Linked DNA regions of Mus musculus: region 2 is linked to region 1. Evidence: chromatin loops called from intact Hi-C (ENCODE). Cell type or tissue: heart. All regions are shown on one strand. Each heading gives the region's core, and the rest is flanking DNA. Links, peaks and the distances in the headings are about the cores only. Region 1 overlaps A630077J23Rik (RIKEN cDNA A630077J23 gene). Region 2 has its middle 7.5 kb from the start of Olfr155.

Region 1 (10,652 bases), core at 1,815-9,814:
GAAGTTCTGACAAAAACCAATGCCCAGTTAACATACTCATTCTTTTTCCTCTTTCAAGCCTTTTACTCATTCCTAGTTTTGTCCCTAGATGGCAGTGAGCATCCATTATGAGTCACTAAAATAATGTGTAAACTGAGATAATCAGAATATTGACATCAACCCAAACAGGAAGGAACTAACAACCAAATAATTGTTCTACAAGAGAGGTGTGTGCACACACGTGGACACACTCAGAGACAGAGACAGACAGAGACAGATAAACATGCACACACAGAGAGACAGACAGACAGACAGAGACACAGACAGACAGACAAACAGAAAGAGAATTCGAGGAATAAAGAGGCGATGACTTAAGGTCAGTCTATAGGAAGAGTGGCGGAATTTAGGTGTGGGACACAGTCCTGTAATTCCAGCACTCAGGAGACAGAGACGGAAGGAACACAGCAAGGTTAAAGTCAAGGTCAGCCTGGGCTACTTAGCAAGACTCTGTTAACAACTAGAAAATAACAAAAAAGCCTACAAGGATATAGGAATGGATACTGTGAGCATTTACCTGGAAGTAAAGGGCCTTCTTTACCAAATGAAAGCCTATAGTACTCTGTGGAAAAGTCGAGAGGACAATACAGAGATAAATTCTTGTTTTTGTAACAAAGTGTTCCTCATTTCAGAACCCCACCCCCCTAGAACTGGAGTTCCAGGTGGTTGTGAGCCACCCAAGGAAGGAGCTAGGAGCTGAACTCCTATCTCTGCAATAACAGCAAGCTCTCTTAACCACTGAGCCACCCCTCCAGCCCAATAATCCTTAGATTTAAGCTGCCAGCTAGACTTCATGTGTGTGGAGTTCCTCCTGTTTGTAGTCAAAATGAAAAGACTGCAAACATGCTAGTTCTAGCAACCGGCTCTGCTTAGGGGCCTTTCTTCTCTGAAAGGTCAAAGAGATCCCAGATTAAATGAGTGTTGTATGCCTTTGCTTTAGCAGGATCCCCGGGGGAAGGCATCTTTCTTGGTTTGTCTTGTGCTGGTGACCCTTTCCTGCATGTGGCAGGAACAGTGTCCTCCTATGCATGTGACATTTGTTCACTCCCTCGCTGTCAGACAACTGAAGGTAATTAATGAGCAGAGCTGCCTGTGTGCTCAGGTCTGCTGAGCTCTAGGCTACTGGCGCCACTTATCCATTATCAACTAACTACTGCATCTGTAAGACCCGGACATCAGCCCGTGCCGACATCTCCATCAATGTGATCAGCATTGGGGAGAGCTGGGAGTTCCAGTCCTGTTCATCTTTATCTCCTACATCTTCATACTCTCCACCATCCTGGGGATCCCCTCTGCCGAGGGGAGGAAGAAGGCCTTCTCCACCTGCTCTGCCCACCTCACCATGGTGATCATTTTTTATGGGACCATCCTGTTTATGTACGGGAAGCCCAAGTCCAAGGACCCACTGGGGGCAGACAAGCAGGACCTTGCAGACAAACTCATCTCCCTCTTCTATGGGGTGGTGACCCCCATGCTGAACCTCAGGACAACAGTGAGGGCCTTTATATTTAGGAAATATTTCTCCCAGTGATGGTGGCAAGGTATGCTATGACTGTCACCCACAGAACAGAAAAGATCACACCATCTGCCATTCAAACGCCAAGACAGGCCAGTCAGAATTATTTCTCACCCTTAAGTCAATGTTTAACTTTTCAAAGGTAATCTTCTGAGTCTTAGATGTTTAACAACTTAATCGGGTGTCAGACTTAAAAAAAATACCCTAATTTAATTCACTAAAGATATTCTAAATCTACACTAAAGCCATTTAGACAGCAGCCATTAGAGAGATCTGTGTGGCCCCCATTGTTCTTAAGCTATAAACCTATTAGGGGGAGTGAGATGGCTCTCCTAGCCACAGGCTCATCCCTACTCACACAAGGAACGAGAAGAACCAGAGGACACAGAAATTCCCCTAGGACTCTCACCTGCCAGGTCTTATTTTCCTGAAGATCTAAGAAGAGACAGAGAGAACTCTCTACCCAGAGGTCTTCTGGGTAAAGATAGTCTAACAACTTAATGTCATTTTAACACGGCCAAACTAAGCTACTCTTTGACAATTTATGGCAGCTTATGGAACATACTAATAAATTAAGGTTAAGCCAAGTGTGGTAGTGCACACCTGTAATCCCTGTACTCTGGAGGCTGAGGCAGGAGGATTGCAATCTGGAGCCAGCCTGGGCTCATAGTGGGACTCTATCTTTTTTTTATATATATTTTATTTCTTTACATCTCAAATAAATATCTAATTATGATAATCCAGTAGAAAACTGCACAAATGATTATATTATTTTTAAAAATATGTTATTTTTTTTCTTTTTTATTACGTATTTTCTTCAATTACATTTCCACTGCTATCCCAAAAGTCCCCCCCACACACACACACACTCCCCTACCCACCCATTCCCATTTTTTGGCCCTGGCATTCCCCTGTACTGGGGCATATAACGTTTGCCTGACCAATGGGCCTCTCTTTCCAGTGATGGCCGACTAGGTCATCTTTTGATACATATGCAGCTAGAGTCAAGAGCTCTGGGGTACTGGTTCGTTCATAATGTTGTTCCTCCGATAGGGTTGCAGATCTCTTTAGCTCCTTGGATACTTTCTCTAGCTCCTCCATTAGGGGCCCTGTGATCTATCCAATAGTTGACTGTGAGCATCCATCCACTTCTGTGTTTGCTAGGCCCCGGCCTAGTCTCACAAGGGACAGCTATATCACCGTCCTTGCAACAAAGGCTTGCTAGTGTATGCAATGGTGTCATCGCTTGGAGGCTAATTATGGGATGGATCCCTGGATATGGCAGTCTCTAGATGGACCATCCTTTTGTCTCAGCTCCAAACTTTGTCTCTGTAACTCCTTCCATGGGTGATTGTTTCCAATTCTAAGAATGAGCAAAGTGTCCACACTTTGGTCTTCGTTCTTCTTCAGTTTCATATGTTTTACATATTGTACCTTATATCTCGCTATACTAAGTTTCTGGGTTAATATCCACTTATCAGTGAGTACATTTCATTTGAGTTCTTTTGTGATTGGGTTACCTCACTCAGGATGATGCCCTCCAGGTCCAACCATTTGCCTAGGAATTTCGTGAATTCATTCTTTTTAATAGCTGAGTAGTACTCCATTGTGTAAATGTATACATTTTTTGTATCCATTCCTCTGTTGAGGGACATCTGGGTTCTTTCCAGCTTCTGGCTATTATAAATAAGGCTGCTATGAACATAGTGGAGCATGTGTCCTTCTTACCGGTTGGGACATCTTCTGGATATATGCCCAGGAGAGGTATTGCGGACTCTATCTTAAAACAACAAGAGGCCGAGGTGGGCAGATCAGAGGGAAAACCAACCACCATACAAACATGAAGACTTCAATTTGGATTCCCTGGACCCCAGGACGTCAGGTGGCTGTGGTGGTCTAGGAGACAGAGGGTCCCTAGTAAATCGGTGTGCTCTAGGTTTGAGTGAGAGATCCTGACTCAAGAGGAAGATGGTGAGGAAGATGCAGGGGGAGGGGGCAGTTGAAGAAGACTCCCAGTGTCAACTTCTGGACTCACACACATGGATGCACAGATGTACACACATGCACATGCATGTACACCACACACACATATACATGCAAGAAAATAAAAAGAGAATATAGAATTTGGATTTGACATTGTCTGTATTCCAATAAATACATATATTCTGAAAAAAGATTGGTGAATGAGCAAGAGGAAGGGGGCAGAGAGAGAAAAAGGAAAAGGGACGAGGGATGGAGAGAAGGATAGAGGGAGGACAGGAGAAGGAGGGAGGAGAGAAGAATGGGTTGTGACTGAGTATGTCTGAGTGCTTTTCAGTGACACTTCTACAAGTTCTTTTTCAGAAATTCTCAGCACCTTTTGATAAGAGTCCACTGTGAATGTCCAAGAAGGTAAAAGCCGGTAACCGCCGTGGGTACCGCGATTCAGCACTACCGACACTGAAAAGCAACTTCTCACTGAGGGGCATGAGCAGTTAGCTTGATCCCTCTCGGTTCATTTCTCCACATATACCATTACCCAGTGTCATAGTTGCTGTTCTGTTACCATGATGAAACACCACAACCAAGGCAACTTATAAAAGGAAGCGTTTAATTGGAGGTTTGCTTACAGTTTCAGAGAGTGAGTCCATGAGTGTCATGGCAGGGAGTGTGGCAGCAGGCAGACATGGTGCTGGAGTAGTAGCTGAGAGCTTAGGTCCTGATCCACAGGCAGCAGGAAGACACAGAGCAAGGGTGGGCAGGCTTTCTGAAACCTCAAAGCTCAAAACTCAGATATCGGTGACACACCTCCTCCAACAAGGACACACCTCCTAATCCTTCCCAAACAGTTCCACTAACTGGGGACCAAACCTATGGTCCTATGGAGGCCACAGTCGTTGGAATCACCCGCACCTAGGCTACTATAAGTAGCTACATAAGTCGATCAGCTACTATAAACAAGTGCTTGGCAGATAGCACAGCAGAACCAGGGATGCTACCAATGATGTAATTGTATTGCTGCTAAGTGCCTCATGATCTGCAAAAGGGAGTGAGAATAGTCCCTGCCTATAACAGTAGACACAAGATGGATAAGAGGGTCTGAGATGCTGATGGGGGATATGTTAAATTCTGAGAATATCAGAAGAAGACACACACAAAGAGAAAATTTAGAAAGTAAATCCAGTTGTAAGAATATATATTAAAATTTTTATTAAAATTATATTTAAATCCTCTGAAGTGTTGTAAGAATGAATTGCCTACAATAAGCATATGTACACACACACACACACACACAGAGTTTAGAGATAGGACTCATTGTAACCCAAAACTAGTTAAGGATACTTCAAAGCCCTGATCCTTCTGCTGACACCCCCAGAGTGTTATTATTATGGACATGTAACACCCGGGTCAGTTTTAGAATGTTCTCCCTCTCCCTCTCCCTCTCCCTCTCCCTCTCCCTCTCCCTCTCCCTCTCCCTCTCCCTCTCCCTCTCCCTCTCCCTCTCCCTCTCCCTCTCCCTCTCTCTCTTTCTCTCTCTCTCTCTCTCTTCCCCTTCCCTCCCTCCCTTCCTCCCTTCCTTCCACCTTAAGGTGGGTCTCACTATGTAGCCCTGGATATTCTAGAATGTAAACCAGTCTAGCTTTGAACTCACAGAGATTTGCCTGCCTCTGCCTCCAGAGTTCTGGGATTGCCTGGGCTAGGATACATGCTTTTAAAGTAGAACTTCATTTTCTTAACATTAGTTTATTAAGCTCTGAGTTGTAGAGTCAGCCTATTAAACAATGTACCACAGCGAATGCACAAGCCTGACATCTAGTGGCCATTCCAGCCAAATTCAGGCATTTACAGAGTCCTGGCGTGAAATTCAGCAGAGGTTCATGTATGTAACTAACTCATTAGAACTCTGTCCAACGGCCCTGACCTGCTCAGCCTGCATCGCTTCACACCTCCAGCGAAGGGCAACTCAGTGTTTCTAAATTATAGCTGCTTCATTCACGCCACCCAGCAAATCTTCCTGGAGTTGTAAAGATGTGCTCTCCGGTAGCTCCAGCTTCCAGTCCTCGGTCAGCTTTGTGCCTCTACACAGTAAACTCCGGATCTCTTTCCTTCTGCGTATGAAGGCAGTCCCGCTGATTGTAAGTCTCTCCCTCTAGAGCCCCAGCACCTCCATTCGTGCTAAAATCTCCTGGTATCTGCTTAATGCCAGATGATAAACAGGACACACCAAAACCAACAAAAATACCTCCAATCAGGGTCAGTGGGTTTGTTTGTGTTGTTTTCTCGAGGTGTTTCCTTGTTTTGTTTTGTTTTGTTTTTTTCCTAGAAGCCAGTCTCCAGAGAAATGTTTTATGAACAATTCCAAATTTAAAGTTTCTCTCCTTTGGTTGAAACATGCAGTGCAGGGGCTGGGGACAGAATTTGGGGGGGGGGAGGGTTGGGGAGGCTCTCTGCTCAGCTGAGCCTTCACGCTCACCCCAGGTCTCTGTTTTACTACCAACCTCTAGTTAGATACAAGTAACCACTGCAAAGGAAAAAAATGAGAAGTTTTGTAAAAATAGCTGAGACATAAAATAGAAACTTTGGGAGAACATAGTCTAGCGATAAGAACAGGTCGAGTTAGTCAATGAAGACATATGCCCTAAAACTCAAATTAACTGAGGAGAAATTGAAAGATTTTCCGAGTTCCCCATCTCAAGATGTTCTAACTTCAGATGTTTCTACAGATTAACATCAACGGGGGAGGGGGGCATTCAGGGAGCAAAAAGCTTTAAGATTGTCCAAATTAGTTCAGAACACACAAAAAGATGTCTTCCAAACTCCTTTAACCAAGTCAGCAGAGCACAGTTACCAAACATGATAACATGAGCTCTTACTCAGCGAGCTTCTCCCAACCCTCCATTTATTTTCAGTGTAAAGTGGAGCCATCAAGGACATCCGAGGCATAATTCTCTACACTCCTAGGCAAAGGGAAGGAAATCACCTCAGTAGACTCCCAACGTTACTTGAAAAGATTAAAATAAACTTTTGAATTTTAAATAGTTTTCATAAAATATTGATAATTTTAATAGAAATAACTGGATGTTTCTAATATGCTAGGTTAGGAATTATTAGCCAGTGCTTGCTCAGAAAGTAAATCAGATTCATTAGAACTTAACAATAATGTGGCCACATCTGCTGGTACAACCTGGGGGTCTTGAAATGATTCCATATTGACTGGGTTCATATTCTCTGAAGTTAAAGAATTAAAAGGCAGGAAAAATCTGAGTCAGAACAGGTGACTGTGGAGAAACCAAGCATGCACGCACGCACCCACACACGTGCATGCGCACAGACACACAAAAAGACAAAAAGACCCTCCGAGAAGCAGACAGCAGACCCCAAAAGTGGAAAAACCCAGTTTCTTCTCCAAGTCTGGAGCCTTAACATCTCTGCAGTTTTCCTCCCTATTCTAGCCTTGGTTAGTTTGAAAGCAGATAGGATGATTGACAGACCACAGAGATGCTGTGTGACTTGCCCTGGCCCAACTTTGAACTTGTTGAGCCAGCTTGGCAGCATGCTGCCGGGATTTTTGTCTCAAGTCTAGAGGCTGAGGAAGAAGTTGGCCATCTCTGAAATTCCCCATCTTTATTACCTAGCCACACCCCTCCTTATCCAGCTGCCTACCTCGGAGTCCTTCTAACTCCTAATCTCTCATTTGAGGGCTCGCCCAGGACAACCAACATATTACAGACTGAAATCCAAACTAAAGAATAATTTTAATATTGATAGCTTACATATTAATGTGTTTATGCTCAGTTAAAACTGGAAATTCGCCCCAAAAAGAAAATTTTTATTTTATTTTTAATTATGTGTCTACTTGTCTGTCTGAGTGTGGGTTTGTCCATGAGTACAGTGCCTGATGAGGCCAAGAGGGGGCATCAGATCCCTTGGAGCTGGAGCAGAGTGGTGTGAGCCTGAAGTGTGGGCTGGGAGCTGAACTTCTTGCCTTCGGAAGGTGATGTGTGCTCTTTGCTGCCAGGCTCTTCCTCCAGTCATTGCTCTGTGTTGTTTTTAAAGACAGTCTTATATAGCTCAGGCTAGCCTTAAACTTGCTATGTAGCCAAGGCTATCTTTGAAGTCATTGTCCTGCCTTTACTCACAAAGCACTAGAATTACAAGTGTGCACTCACTCCCACCTGTACCCCAAGCTTTCAAAAAGAGTTTTGTTTTGTTGGATTGGGGATTGTTTTGTTTTGTTTAGGCTTTTTTGTTTTGTTTTTGTTTTTATTTTAGTTTTTGTTTTTGTTTTTTTCGAGACGACAGGGTTTCTCTGTGTAGCCCTGGCTGTCCTAGAACTCACTCTGTAGACCAGGCTGGCCTCAAACTCAGAGATTCACCTGCCTCTGCCTGCCAAGTGTTGGGGTTAAAGGTGAAAGCTACCACAACCTCCCCCCGCCCCCCACCCCCTCCCCCCACCCCCAAAAAAAAAGGAATTTTTAAAAGCCGCAGGGAACTGACAAGATGGCTCAGCAGGTAGAGGCTGCCACCCACCAACCTCGGCAACCGAGTTCAGTCCCAGGTACTGCATGGTGGAAGGAGAGAACCAACTCTTGAAAGTTGTTCTCTTACTTGCATTTGTGGACGTTGCATGCACACGCATGCTCTCACACGCGCACGCGTCCACACACACACACACACACACACACACACACGCACACACTTAAAAATAAATCTTACAGAAAAAAAGACTGAGGTCAAGAAAATGAAGAAAAATCAATACGTGGAATCTGGGAGCCAGATGGGACTATCTTGCCACTGGGGGACAGGTTTGTGGCGCCCCCTAGTGTCAGAATTGTTGGAAGAGCTTTAGGCGCATGGCTCTCCTTATCTTCTAGATGGAGCTGGGAACTCTGTGTCCCCATAAAAGGAATGCCCAGGCTTGTTTCACCAGCCTTTGCTGCTATTAAAGGACCCAAACTGGGTAGTGGCTCACATCCCAGTTCCCACTGGGCAGAGTTCAGGACCTGTCCCTGTCCCAGGATGACAGCTGACCAAAGAAACCCCGCAGCAAAGACCCAGTGGTAAGACAGAACAGCAAACAGAACCCCAAGAAATAAGCCTCCTAAAGAACACCCAAGGAGACCGAAGTCCAGCACAAAAATGCCTTTGGGATAAAATAGTGGGTTGAACATCTGCACACAGTTAGCTAAACAGAGAAAGCCTGCTTCGACGCCTTCCCCGGGGAATACAAGGTCAGAAGGTTCTGCGGTTTCCTTCCCATGGAGGGTGGATAATAAAAAAGACCCAATGTGTTTAGAAAAGGAAATGCGGGGATTTGAACCAGCTCCGTCTCGCCCCACAGCTCTCAGCTCCAGTAGTATTTGCTCTGCTACAGCCTCTGTGACTAAGAACAAAACCAAACCGTCTCTCAAGAGATTTTAGAACAAAATGGGAGAGGTGGTGTGAGCAGGGACTGGTGAATTCCCCCATTCTTCCTCCCGTGGCAGTGGCAGCGGTGGCGGCGGTGGCAGCGGCAGCGGCAGCGAGCCTTTCACCACCAGCAAGACTTAGTTCTTCAACCAAACAAAACTATGTGTGCCCAGGCTGGCTGAAGCATGCCAAGTCCTGTCTCTTTAAAAGTTGCCAAGTGTTTGGAAACCCCCACCCTGCTTCCCAGAAACACTAAAACTCACAGGCCTCACACAGGCCAGGTCTGGTTGAAGGAAAACAGAGCGCTTGGAAGTGTGAGGGCCCTGGCAGAGGCTGTGTGAGCCAGAGGTTGGTCCGCAGCCTCCTGGCTTGACCACAGTTGAGCGCACTGGAGAACCTGGAGGAAGAGTTTGAGCTGCCTCTTGCTCAGCTCTCTCCAGTTACATACTTGCCTGCAGGTCAGCAAGCCCGTCAAGAGCCCCCATCACTCCAGCCTCGGCAGCTTCTCCCACTTTGCACACAACGACACCTCCACACCTCACTATCGTAACGATGTGTTAAGCCAAGGACAGATCCTACAAGAAGTAACAGTTCGACTTTTTATTCCAGACAAAGATATATTTATGAGCTGATTTTGGGGCACACCATAGTCTAGAAGGAGGCTGTCCTAAGGAACAAATGGGGTTGCTTGTCACAGAGGAATGAGTCTGGAACATATTGCCAAGCCTGACTGATAGACACACAGACTAGCTGTGTCTTCTGAAAACTTCCATGGGTTCTGCACATGCGTCCCTTTAAGAAACAAATAAACAAACAAACCAAAAATAACATGTTTGAGACGCTCATGTGTTTTGTATATATTTGTCCCTAAAAGCACTTCCTGTGGTATAATTTCATTAGTTGCATTCTTTTAGTGAAAGATCACCTTTACTGGCCTGAAATGTGGAAAAACTGTTGAAAAAAACCCTGTAAAGGAGTCTGCTTCTTAGGGGCCAGAGAACTGGCTCACTGGGAGAAGGTGACTGCCAATACCTCTGGTGGCATGAGTGTGGTCCCTGGGAACTCAGACGGTAGGTAGAAAGAGAGAACTAAACCCTGCAGGCTGTCCTCTGATTCCCACACAGACATCAGGACTCATGGACATCAAGACACATGGACATCTGGACACACACATGGCTGCCCAACCCTACAGTAAATATCTACACAGTAAATAGACAATTTTTTAAAGAAGGGTGCTCTTTTAAAAGAGTGGGTTCCTCAGACCCCTTCTTCAGAGCTTTCCACACTAAGTAATGGACGTGATGCATTGCTCTCTACGTACAAATGTGATCGACTTCCTAACGTTTCTTATGCATTGTGTTCGGGCCATTCGGAGGCTGTGCTTTCCTACTTGTGTCACTGAGATCTCATGGGTCAGAATAACATGTGTAACTTTTCCCATTAAAATAAATGTGTTTGATGCTGGTGATATAGCTCAATTGATAAGAGTGCTTGCCTAACATGCAGAAAACTGGGGGTTCAGTCTCTGAATGCTGTACAATAACAAACTACGATGGCAAGTGCCTATAGTCTCCGAACTAAGGAGGTTGAGGCAGGAGGATCAGGAGCTCAAGGCCACACTTAGCTACAGAGCAAGCTTTTATCCAGCTTGTAGCAACAGGAGGCCCTGTCTCAGGGGTGTGTGTCTCTGTGTGTGTGTGTGTCTGTGTGT
Region 2 (10,652 bases), core at 1,000-8,999, 99 kb before region 1:
CCAGTTTTACTGTAAACACAAAACTTCTAAAACTTTTAAAAGTTTCCTATCAGTCAGAAAGTCAGTTAAACAAAAATTATCAAACATACACTAATATTTGATAACTGCCGAGACTCTTTATTATAGATGTAAGGCCAGAGGAGTAGTGATTAAAACTTAGGGTTTGTGTGGGCTGGTTTCTATGTCAATTTGACATAAACTAGAGTCACCTGAGGGAAGGGAACACCAGCTAAGAAAATGGTCCCATAAGATCTGGTTGCAGGCAAGCAGGTAGGGTATTTTCTTAATTAGTGATTGATGGTGGAGGGCCCAGACCATTATGGGTGGTGCTTTTTGGGGCTGATGATTCTGGGTACTATAAGAAAGCAGGGTGAGCAAGCCATGAAGAGCAAGCCAATAAGCAGCACCCTTCCATGGTCCTTACATCCATTCCTACCTCCAGGTTCCTGCCCTGCTTGAGCTCCTGTCCTGACTTCCTTTGATGATGAACTGTGACATGAAAGTATAAGCCAAAGAAAGCCTTTCCTCCCCAACTTGCCTTTGGTCATGGTGTTTCATTGGAGCAACGGAACCCTAAGACAGGGTTTATCCTGGGGCCACCTATAACACAAGGAGCTATGGCTCCTTTGTTATTTTGCAGTTGGCCTGACACCAGGAGGGAATATCTGCACAGAGCAGATGGGCCACGCCTTCCCAGCACATAATTGAGAGCAGTGCTTGGCTGTGCTGCCTTGAGTAAATTGTACATGAGCGATGTGCTTAGGCTTGGCTTTCCCAATCAAAGGCACAGCAAGATAAAAATGAATGTCCAGAGATGACAGGAAAGGATTTATCCCAGGGTCTCTATGAAAGTGATCAACTTGACAACAGGATTGCTTGTCCTTTGGAGAGTATCTGTCTCTATGTATAGGTGTATTTATAAGGAAGTAAATGCGGGGCAAGCCCTCTACCACATCCCCAACCCGAGTTATTTGGTATTTTAAATTGTTCCAAAGACTACAGAGCTGTATGCTTTGCTTGTGAAGAGTAATTGAACAGGCCCTTCTGAAGATAGCGTTAGGTTCTTATCAGATTTGAATTTATTTGCAAAATGACTATTCCTCAGTCGCTACTGATGTTCAAAGACTAGTCAGGTCAGGAGTGGTGATGCACAACTTAAATCCCAGCACTTGAGTCAGAGGCAGGGGGATGTCTGTGAGTGGAGGGACAGATGGTTGACAGACATGCCCTAGGCCAGCTACGTAGTGACCCTGTCCAGTAAATATGTGAGTAAATAAATAAAATAATATTTTAACAGTCAGACACAAATGGGACCTTACAAACCTCCCTTCAGTAAAAATGTCTCTCTTGTTATTTGACGATCTATTTGCCTACTTGTTTTACCTCTGAGATCTCTCTGTGTGAGAGCACACCACTCTGTCTGTCACAGCTGGCACAAATATGCCATTCTGCTCTTTTTGAGCTTTTTGTAATCATGATGTGTTTATGTTCAGCTGTAATCCATTTGAGTTTTATGGCATCATATGGTATGACAAACGGTTCAAAGGCAAACCATCCAATTGAATGTCGATAGAACAGCAGTTCTACTATATTAAGAAGTGATTCATCTTTATGCTATTAATTTTTATCTGTCATATGTATATTAAATCATTACATTTCGAATTCATTTCTGGGTTCAATAGCACTGATTTTACAAAAAAATTTTTTTTTCTTGTTCTGCTTTCTTTTTTTCCCTGACAGCATCTTTCATAGCTCAGACTCCTCTCCAACTCAGTATGAAGCTAAGGATGACCTTGAACTCCTGACCCCTCCTGCCTCCACATCCTCAGTACTGGAATTACAGGCAGGCTTGAGCCTCCAAATCCAGCTGTGATTTTAGAAAATGTTTAAACACAAGTTGTTTTTAATTAGTCCAGTAATCGCTACTTTGTAAATCAGTTCAAGCTGGTGGAAAGAATCTCACACAGTTAACCTTCTAAAGAAGTGAAGTATTCCCCCATTCCTCTCTGCTTAACTTGTGCAGTTCAGTAGTCCCAGGAGAGAGTTAAAAGCACCGAACACCTAGGACTGGGTTGTTGCTAGACAGTAGAATGCCTGCCTAGTGTGCTTGTGAGATCCTCGTTCTGTTCCCAGCACCACAAAAACAAACAAATGAATAAACAAACACCAGGGAAATGTTTATCAGGCCAGACTTCTCTTTCCTTCCACAAATCATGGAATTAAAAAATTTGACAGATAGAGCCTAGAATCTGAATGGTTAGGAACTTCTCTGGGGGTCCTGAGAGATATCTCAGTGGTTAAGAGGCGTTCCTCTTTGTGCCAGTTGCTTTTGATGTCAACTTGACAAAAGCTAGAGTCATCAGGGAGGAAGGAGCCTCATCTGGGGAAACGCTTCCTTAAGACTGGGCTGTAGGCAAACCTGTAGGGCATTTTCTTATATGTGATCGATGCCGGAGAGCCCAGCCTATTGTGGGGGGTGCCACTTGGAGGCTGGTGGTCCTGGGTGTTATCTCTCCAGCCCCTAAAGTAAGAAAACAGGCTGAGCAAGCTGGTAAGCAGCAGTCCTCCATGGCCTCTGAACCAGCTCCTGCCTCCAGGTTCCTGCCCTGCTTGAGTTCCTGTCCTGACTCCCCTCAATGACCAACCGGTGTATGGAAGCATAAACCAAATAGGCCTCCCCCTCCAACTTGCTTTCGGCCATGGAGCTTCATCCCAGCAATAGAAACCCTAACCAAGACAGCATCCAAGGAGCGTGTGTTTTTTGCAACGGTGGCCATGCACTTCTTTCTCTGCTGTATTTATGTCTTATCTTGTTCTTGGCTGTGTTTTATATCTATCTATTTGCCTTTGGCCGCATTTTAGAAGTACTTGAGATAAGAATGAGGGCAGTCAGAATAGCTTTAATGGGATCAACTAAGAGGAAGATTGTATAGGGGCTGAGATGCTGCTGGGTTGGTGGAGGGCTGCCCCTAGCATGCATGAAGTCCGGGTCTTAATCCCTAGCACTGCATAGACTGGGCCCAGTGGTACAACCCTGCAATCTCAACGTTTAGGAGGAGGCAGCAGGTAGATCAGACTTTCAAGGGACATCCCTGGCTACATAATGAATTTGAGTATAGCTTGTGATCATGAGGACACCCCCCCACACACACAATACCAATTAGATAAGAAATTAGAATTAATAAGTGAGTTGTTTATTTTATTTGAAAACCAATTTTTGATGTATAATTTGCAGGAAAAAAGTTCTGGAGCTGATGAGGTGCTCAGAGATTAGGAGCTCTGCTGCTCTTTCAGAGGATCTAGGTTCAGTTCTCAGCACCTACATGGTGGCTCACAACTGTCTGTAACTCCGTTTCCAGGGCATCTGACCCCTGAATCTTCTGGTCTCTGAGGGCAGTAAGGCACACATGTGGTGTGCAGACATACATGCAAGCAAAACACTCATGCATGCTTTATCTTTAAAAAAATTTTTTTTAGATTTATTGATTTCACGTGTGAATGTTTTGCTTTCATATAGGTATGTGAACATACACATGCCTGGCATCTGCAGAGGCCAGCAGAGGGCACTGAATCCCCTGGAACTGGAGTTACAGACTCTTGTGATAGACACTGGGTATCTAACCCTGGCCTTCTGCAGGAGCAACATGTACAGTTAACCACGGAGGCATTTCTACAGCCTCTAGACACGTTTTGCTTTGTTTTTGTTTGTTTGTTTTGTTTGTTTGTTTTTATCAAGACAGGGTTTCTCTGTATAGCCCGGGCTGTCATGGATCTCACTCTGTAGACCAGGGTGGCCTTGAACTCAGAAATCTACCTGCCTCTGCTTCCCAAGTGCTGGGATTAAAGGCTCGCACCACTACTGCCCGGCCACATTTTTTTTTTTTTAAAGTAAAAGTAAGCAGACTGTTTTAAGATGCAAATCTATGGGCCTTAAGAAATTAGTGTACAAAACCAAGATCAGAAGAGCCCCTGCTCCTCCACAAGGAGTCCTGTGTTCACATAGTCAGTTGGCCGTGGCTTCAGACAACAGTTGTGTTTTTGGCTGCTGCCTCTTAGTGTTGACTACTCCAGGATTCCAGTCATACGCTGGGCTTCTTTCTCTTAGTACACTATTTTTGAGAGAATCTCATTTTACAGCCTGTTTTGATAGTTTTGTCGGTTGTTTTGATAATTTTTCAGTTGTTTTGCTAGGTGTCGTTCCACTGCATGAACATTCAACTTACAAAAATTAGTGTGTGCCTGTGCGCGCGCATGTGTGTATGTTTGTGTGTGCATGTGTGTATGTGCATATATTTGTGTATGTGTGCATATGTGTATATATATGAATGTGGTGTATGTGTGGGTATATACATATATATGTGTGTGTGTATGTCATGGGAAATTCATACAAAAGCATGAAGACCACAAAAACTTGTAGGTTTTCCTTCTCGCTCATGTTGGTTCCAGGGATTGAATTCAGGTTGTCACGCTCTGCAGCAAGCGCCTTACCCCAACTAGTTTTTTGAGAAGGAATCTAACACTAGTCCAGGCTGGTTTCCAACTCATGATTCTCCCATCGTAGCTCAGCCACCCAGATGCTAGCCTTACAGAGTGCACAGCCATGCCCACCCTCTTCGGACATACCTACAGGTTATTTGGTTATTTTCAGCTCTGCCTGTTGTAACTAAGACTCTCTGGGCCTTTGTTCATGAGTACATGGAAGGACTTGCATGGTCATTTCTACCGAGTGAGCACTCATGTCTCAAAGTGCACTTGGAGTATTTTAATTTATGGAAGTGGCTGGGTGGTGACACTCGGAGGCCAATGCTATTGAAAGATAATTTTATGACTTAATTTTCCAAGAGGCGAACACCACACTACACACTGTCATTGGGGAGGAGCAAGGGAGCACTGAGGCTGGGTCAGGAGTCAGAAGCAGGAGTAGGGGAAATCACAAGGCTATATTATTAGGGCTTTTGTGGTCCATACAATGCAAAGTGGAACAAGCTAACGACTCAGGACTGACTCATGGACTAACATTTGGGAAGTGGCGTTGGGAAGCTCAGTAGTTCAAGGTCAACCTCAGCTACACAGCAAGTTTGAAGGCAGCCTAGGTCCATATGAGAGCCTGTCTTGAAAAATCCACAAACAAAACAAAACAAATACAAACAACATTAACAATAAAACCCCCTTTCCCTTCCAGAAAGCCTGTGGTGTAGTGTTAGTGTCTTAATACACCTAAGAGAAAAACAAAGGCTTTGTTTGAGGCAGAATTTCCTCACCCTCATGACTGAGCAGGGGAGCTACTGGACATCGTGATTTGAGAAACATAAACCAGTCTGGTCAGAGCATTATTATCTGGCAGTGTTGACATCAACTCCCCGTGTTGTAGTCGTGGTGAGTGCAGAGAAATAACAGCCACCTGGGCACTTAATAAATACAGAACATCTTTCCGAAATGTAAGAAAGGGACCCCAGGAGGCTGCGAACACAGTAAAGTCTGCATCTAGATATTTCAAGGCTTTGGGGCTCGACACTTGGTAAGGAACGTCCACTGTCCACCTAGGAGTGTCATTCCTGCCTCTCCACTCTGAGCGCTGCGGGAAGAGCATGGCGGGAACAGACTGGACGCTTACTAGAGATGTAGCATCTCACCCACTTTCGCTTCACTGAGACCAACTCTGCCTTTTCACGAGGTCCTCAGCATTTGAGGTGCTGCTAAAAACTTGCAGAATTCACGACCAGCAACTCTCAGAATGTCCACCAGATGGCAGGTTTGCAGCAGTCAAGCCGTAGCTGAAGCCGCCAGCCACCCATGGCACCTTATAATAGTCTGGGGATTGGTGTAAGAAGGTGTGAACTTGCCCTTGAACTTCTGGGAAACGCATGGGGGAGAGAGTGAAGAGGAAACCCTAATCAAAGAGTGGCAGGTGGCCCTCGCCAATTCTTCTCACCTGGTTGTTCTCCATAGTCTTCCCATGCATCATGTAGTGGGAGGAGTGGACACACATTCTTACAAAGAAACTGAAGAGAGGAGACTCAGCCAAGTGTCCAGCAGTAACAAAAGCCTTTAGCCAGACCTGGAGGGCAGGCGTCTGGCTGCAGGCCTGGCTGAAAGTGTCCGCACAGGGGCAGGCAGCCTGCCTGCCTTTCAGCTCCCAACCCACTCCATTTGGAACGGGTCCTACTCAGGGCCTGACTGAGCCTCTAAGGGAAGTGAGCATCAGCCTTAACCAGGAACACACAGGGCTGGCTCTGGTTGCTAAGGAATACTGTGAGCTCCCTGATAGCCTCTGAGCCTGTGGCCAGCATGGGCTGAGGCTCCCTGACTGCAACTTCCCCTCAGTTGGCTTTGTTTTCCTCTTTCAGCTCTAAAAACAGTCACTTGAACAAGTTCTGTGTGTGTCTGTTTCTGTGTCTCTTCTCTCACTCTCTCTCTTTCTGGTGTCCTGATTAAGAGCACATTTGGGTTTTATAGAGCTCTATAGAGGATGTTGGAGTCTGAACAATATATGCTCAGACTTCAAGAACTTAAGAACGTTTTGGGGGAAGGAAGCAACAGTTACATTTCTCATCCCATTGTTAGCCATTAGCAGGGATGCTAATTAGAATCATCAACGTGCAAACCTTACTACAGTTCCTTAGACTAGAAAGAGAAGGACCACACAGTGCAGCGAGGCTGAGGAGATTGCCAAGGAACACAAAATCAGCACTTCCTGCTTTATTCACTATGGTGATGTGTTAAAGAAAAGGTGGTGTGAATATGTATACACACCCTGCAGAACATTGAAGCCCTGTCATTTGGGACAAAGTGGTTGAACTCAGAGGGCAGACGAGCTGTAAGTCTCGGGCCTGCAGGGAAGTTAGCTGTGTGCTCAGGTGCCGTACGATGGAGAGGAAAGCCATCTTGCTGGTCCCTGAGCACACACGGCCGTGCGCAAATCTCCAGACCTAAGTCTTGGATACCCAAAAAAGGTACGCCTGTGATGCCCAGCAGCTGCATCCCAGGAGCCTGCTGTGCCCAAGTGTCTGGCTCTCTGCCGGCTCTCCAGGGGCTGTGCAGGATGGTGAGTGTTGGTGGCCCAAAACAAACACACCAGACCGGGAGTCTTGTCAAAGCAGGAACTAGTTTTATTGTATCAGTCTTTTGTTTATACAGGGTTGAGGAAGGAGGTGGGGATTTTTGGTGAGGTAAGATGATGTAAGGGGTAGGGAAGGGTGACAGTGTGGGATGACTGACAGGGCCAATAAAGTTATTCTACACCATTGGTAGCTTGGCAAAGGCAGGCTTAAGCAGGTCTTGCTGAGTCACTCCAGTATGGAAGTGAGCAAGGTAGGTCTCTAAACTCGAGCAGAGGCTCAGGTTTCCTCACTAGGCCTCAGAATCTGGCCGAATAAGGCCCAACACCTGAGATGGTAGCAGAGTTTCCATTCTTGTAGAATGCTGACAGTTCCCCTTGGGAGGCAGAGGCAGGGATCTCTGAGTACAAGGCCAGTGTGGTGGTTTGTATATGCTTGGCCCAGGGAGTGGCACTATTAAGAGGTGCGCATGTTGGAGTAGGTGTGTCACTGTGGATGGGGCTTTAAGACCCTCATCCTAGCTGCCTGGAAGTCAGTCTTCCACTAGAAGATTTCAGATGAAGATGTAGAACTCTCAGCTCCTTCTGCACCATGCTTACCTGGATACTGCCATGTTCCTGCCTTGATGATAACGGACTGAACCTCTGACTCTGTAAGCCAGCACCAATTAAATGTTGTCTTTATAAGACTTGCCTTGGTCATGGTGTCTGTTCACAGCAGTAAAACCCTAATTAAGACAGACAGCCTGGTCCACAGAGCAAGTCTTGAAAGAGAGAGAGAGAGAGAGAGACAGAGAGAGAGAGAGAGAGAACTCACAGTGGAGTGATATTTCTTCTGAGTAGTTCTCCAAGGGAAACAAAACAAACAAACAAACAAACAAACAAACAAACAAACAGGAGTAAAAAAAGTCAAAGCACCAGAGGGTTTAAAGGCATATTTAGGCTCCCACCAGTATCCAAAAGAAAAGGTCAGAAGAGAAGAAAAGAGGAATATTCTTGCTTGAGTCAGGACTCAGAGCAGGCAGACCCAGCCAGTCGTGCTCCTAGGGTCTGCACTAGGAGGTGGTGTGAACTTAGGAGAAGAAAGTCCACTACAGAGGTGAGCCTGCCTTCCTAGAACACACCCCTGGCTGGATTTACTCTTAAGGGAGGAGGCGAATGCATGTCTCCACCCAGAGGTGAACTCCATTCTTTACTATAACACACTTAACAAATACAATTTCCACAACTCAGTTAAGCCAGGAAAAAGGAGCTATTTTCAAGACTTTGTCTTAACACAGCAAGTCAGATTCTCTGGAGCTTGCAAAAGAGGTGGGAATGAGACAGAGCAAAAAACTGCAGATTCACCAGCAAAGAGCCCCAGACTTCCCACTTCCCTCAACCTCTCTTCTGAATTATGACCACTTTCCTCGCCTTGGTAGAGGCTCTGGCCCACCTCTCTGTGGTGGGCTGGTTAGGACTCTGCTAGTTCAAAAAACACTAAAAGCAGGGTCCTCATCTTACAGATTACCCCGTGCATGCTGGGCACAGTGGTACATGCCTTGGGAGGCAGAAACAGATGGATCTCTGTAAGTCCAAGGCCAGCCTGGTCTACACAGAGAGTTCTAAGACAGCCAGGGCTATTTAGGGGAACCCTGACTCAAAAAAATTTTTTCCCTGAGCTTTAATGTGGCTCACTCCTGGAATCCTAACACTTGGGAAACTGAGGCAGGAGGACGGTGCCTGCTTGGACTATGCAGTGAGATCCAGGTCAGGAAGGAAGCTCTGGTAGATTCCCTGTCCAAAGACAACGACAATTTCCATACAGCTTAGCTTTCTCTTTCCTGTCTCCCCCTGGAAAGTCCACACAAAACCCTCATCTATTTTAGTGTCTCATGAACTGACCAGAACCTCTGCTACGGTCTGGATTGGGCACAGCAGACTCCTGGGGTCTGGCATACATTTCGAGTGTCCACGGCATAGGCCTGGGGGTTTGCTGACAGGCATGAATGCTCAGGGACAGCAAACGGTCTCAGTGGGTGAAGGTGCTTGCCACGAAAGCCTAACCCTGGAGCCCTGAGTTGGATCTGCAGAACCCACTTTAAAATGCAAGGAGAGAACCAATTCCACGAAGATGTTCTCAGACCACTTCAGGTTTGTCATGGCATGTGCGTGCACACCCAATAATAACAATAACTTGTAAAAATGAAGAAGAAGTTTGTGCTTAGATATAATTGCTGCCTCCTGGATATGACATAGACTACATGTGATAAACCCATGGGGTGAGGAATTGTGCAGGCATCAGGTCATGGATGCCTTAGGGACTGTTGGAAGTTGGCTTTTGCATAGTCCCATTTCCCCAGCCCTGGATCCACACCAAGTGTCTCTATTTCTATAATGAAATACTTGAGGCTGAGAGCTTTATAAAGAGGTTCGCTGAGCTCATGGTTTTAGGTCCCCTCTCCTCCTTTTCTCCTCTTTTCTTTTTTCTATTTTGAGAGACAGGATCTCACACTGTAGCCCAGGATAGCCAAACACTGACTACGTAGTCCAGGTTAGCCTCACATTTATGGCCATCCTTTAGCCTCTGTCTTTCCAGTGCTTGGCTCACAGGCACAAGCCGTCCTATCTGCCTTTCCTTGCTCCTTTATGGGTGTAGTTCCTTTTGGTTCTTGGAGACAAGGTCACTAACTTGCTACGTATCGGGCAGTGGCCTTCAATTGCTGATCCTCCTGCTTCTTCCTCCTGAGTCCTGGGCTTGTAGGTGTGTTCCGCCACACCCTGCTTTTCAAATAGAGTTTTTAGGCTACCATACGAATGATGGCTTTCATCATGGTCTCCTCAGTCCTATAGGTGTGCCATTATATTTTGCTCTCATGGGTTCCCCTCCCCAGTTCCTCAGGCATCTCGTTTCTCCATCAGGCTCCCTCCCCACCCCCCTACCTCTCCTCTTTCTGGTTGTTCGTGTTCCTTCACTTTTTCTCTCCCCATTCATGTCCTTGTTTCTTATCTGTGGCTGTTTGCTTGTTTCCATGAATTCCATAATAAATGATCCCCCAAAGGATTGAAACATTTGAGACACCCCCACCCCCTCACAAAGTAAGAACAGAACGGGGGAGGGGGCGGGAATGTGGCAAAGGGAAGCTGAGAAGAAAATAGAACAATTACAAGACCAGGATGGGTGTGGTGGTACCCAGTTTTGATTCAGACTCAGGGCCAAGTGGATCTCTGTGAGTTCAAGGCCAGCCTGCTTTATATCATGAGTTCTAGGACATCCAGGGCTATGTGGTGAGAATCTGCTTCAAGATAAAAAAATACTCAATTGTACAAAAAAAAAAATCCATTCATTTCTTTCCTTTAATGGAATTACCTGTGAGAAGGCTCTATCGGACCAGGCAGATGGGAATCTCAGTCAGGAATAGTCTGTCTTTCCTGGGATCTCCACAAATTAGGGAGATTTACTCAGACCTTGCCAAACTAGACCTCTTGATGGATCGTGCACTGCCCTCTCAGAGTCCTCTGACCTCTTCACTGTGGTCCCCAACTCCAAGTTCCCCCTTTATGACAGCTCCCAGAGGGCTTTGGGGACACTGGTCAGTTCTTCAGCATCAGGGGT

Evidence for each region. A loop is a pair of places that touch in the nucleus more often than their neighbours do. Peaks named below come from ENCODE experiments on the same cell type or tissue, not always from the same donor. Only the 100,000 strongest peaks of a DNase experiment are listed, where the experiment ranks them.
Region 2: a loop joins it to region 1, with 7 times the contacts of the local background. A loop is called at or near these places in 30 of 42 quality-filtered maps.

The regions. Positions count from the first base shown.
Region 1 is chr4:43,758,340-43,768,991 of GRCm38, reverse strand. It overlaps A630077J23Rik (RIKEN cDNA A630077J23 gene), which reads right to left. Exons shown (of 4, transcript NR_040667.1): 4 at 9,528-9,733. It also overlaps the pseudogene Olfr269-ps1. Among named protein-coding and RNA genes, the nearest start is that of Olfr159, 7.3 kb to the left of the region's middle. In heart, for the core only: CTCF peaks have their summits at 5,348 (motif pointing left), 7,413 (motif pointing right) and 8,351 (motif pointing left); DNase peaks (open chromatin) are centred at 8,441, 8,561 and 9,211.
Region 2 is chr4:43,856,433-43,867,084 of GRCm38, reverse strand. No RefSeq gene overlaps it. Among named protein-coding and RNA genes, the nearest start is that of Olfr155, 7.5 kb to the right of the region's middle. In heart, for the core only: a CTCF peak has its summit at 5,742 (motif pointing right); no DNase peak of the experiment used is centred there; H3K27ac peaks cover 480 bases.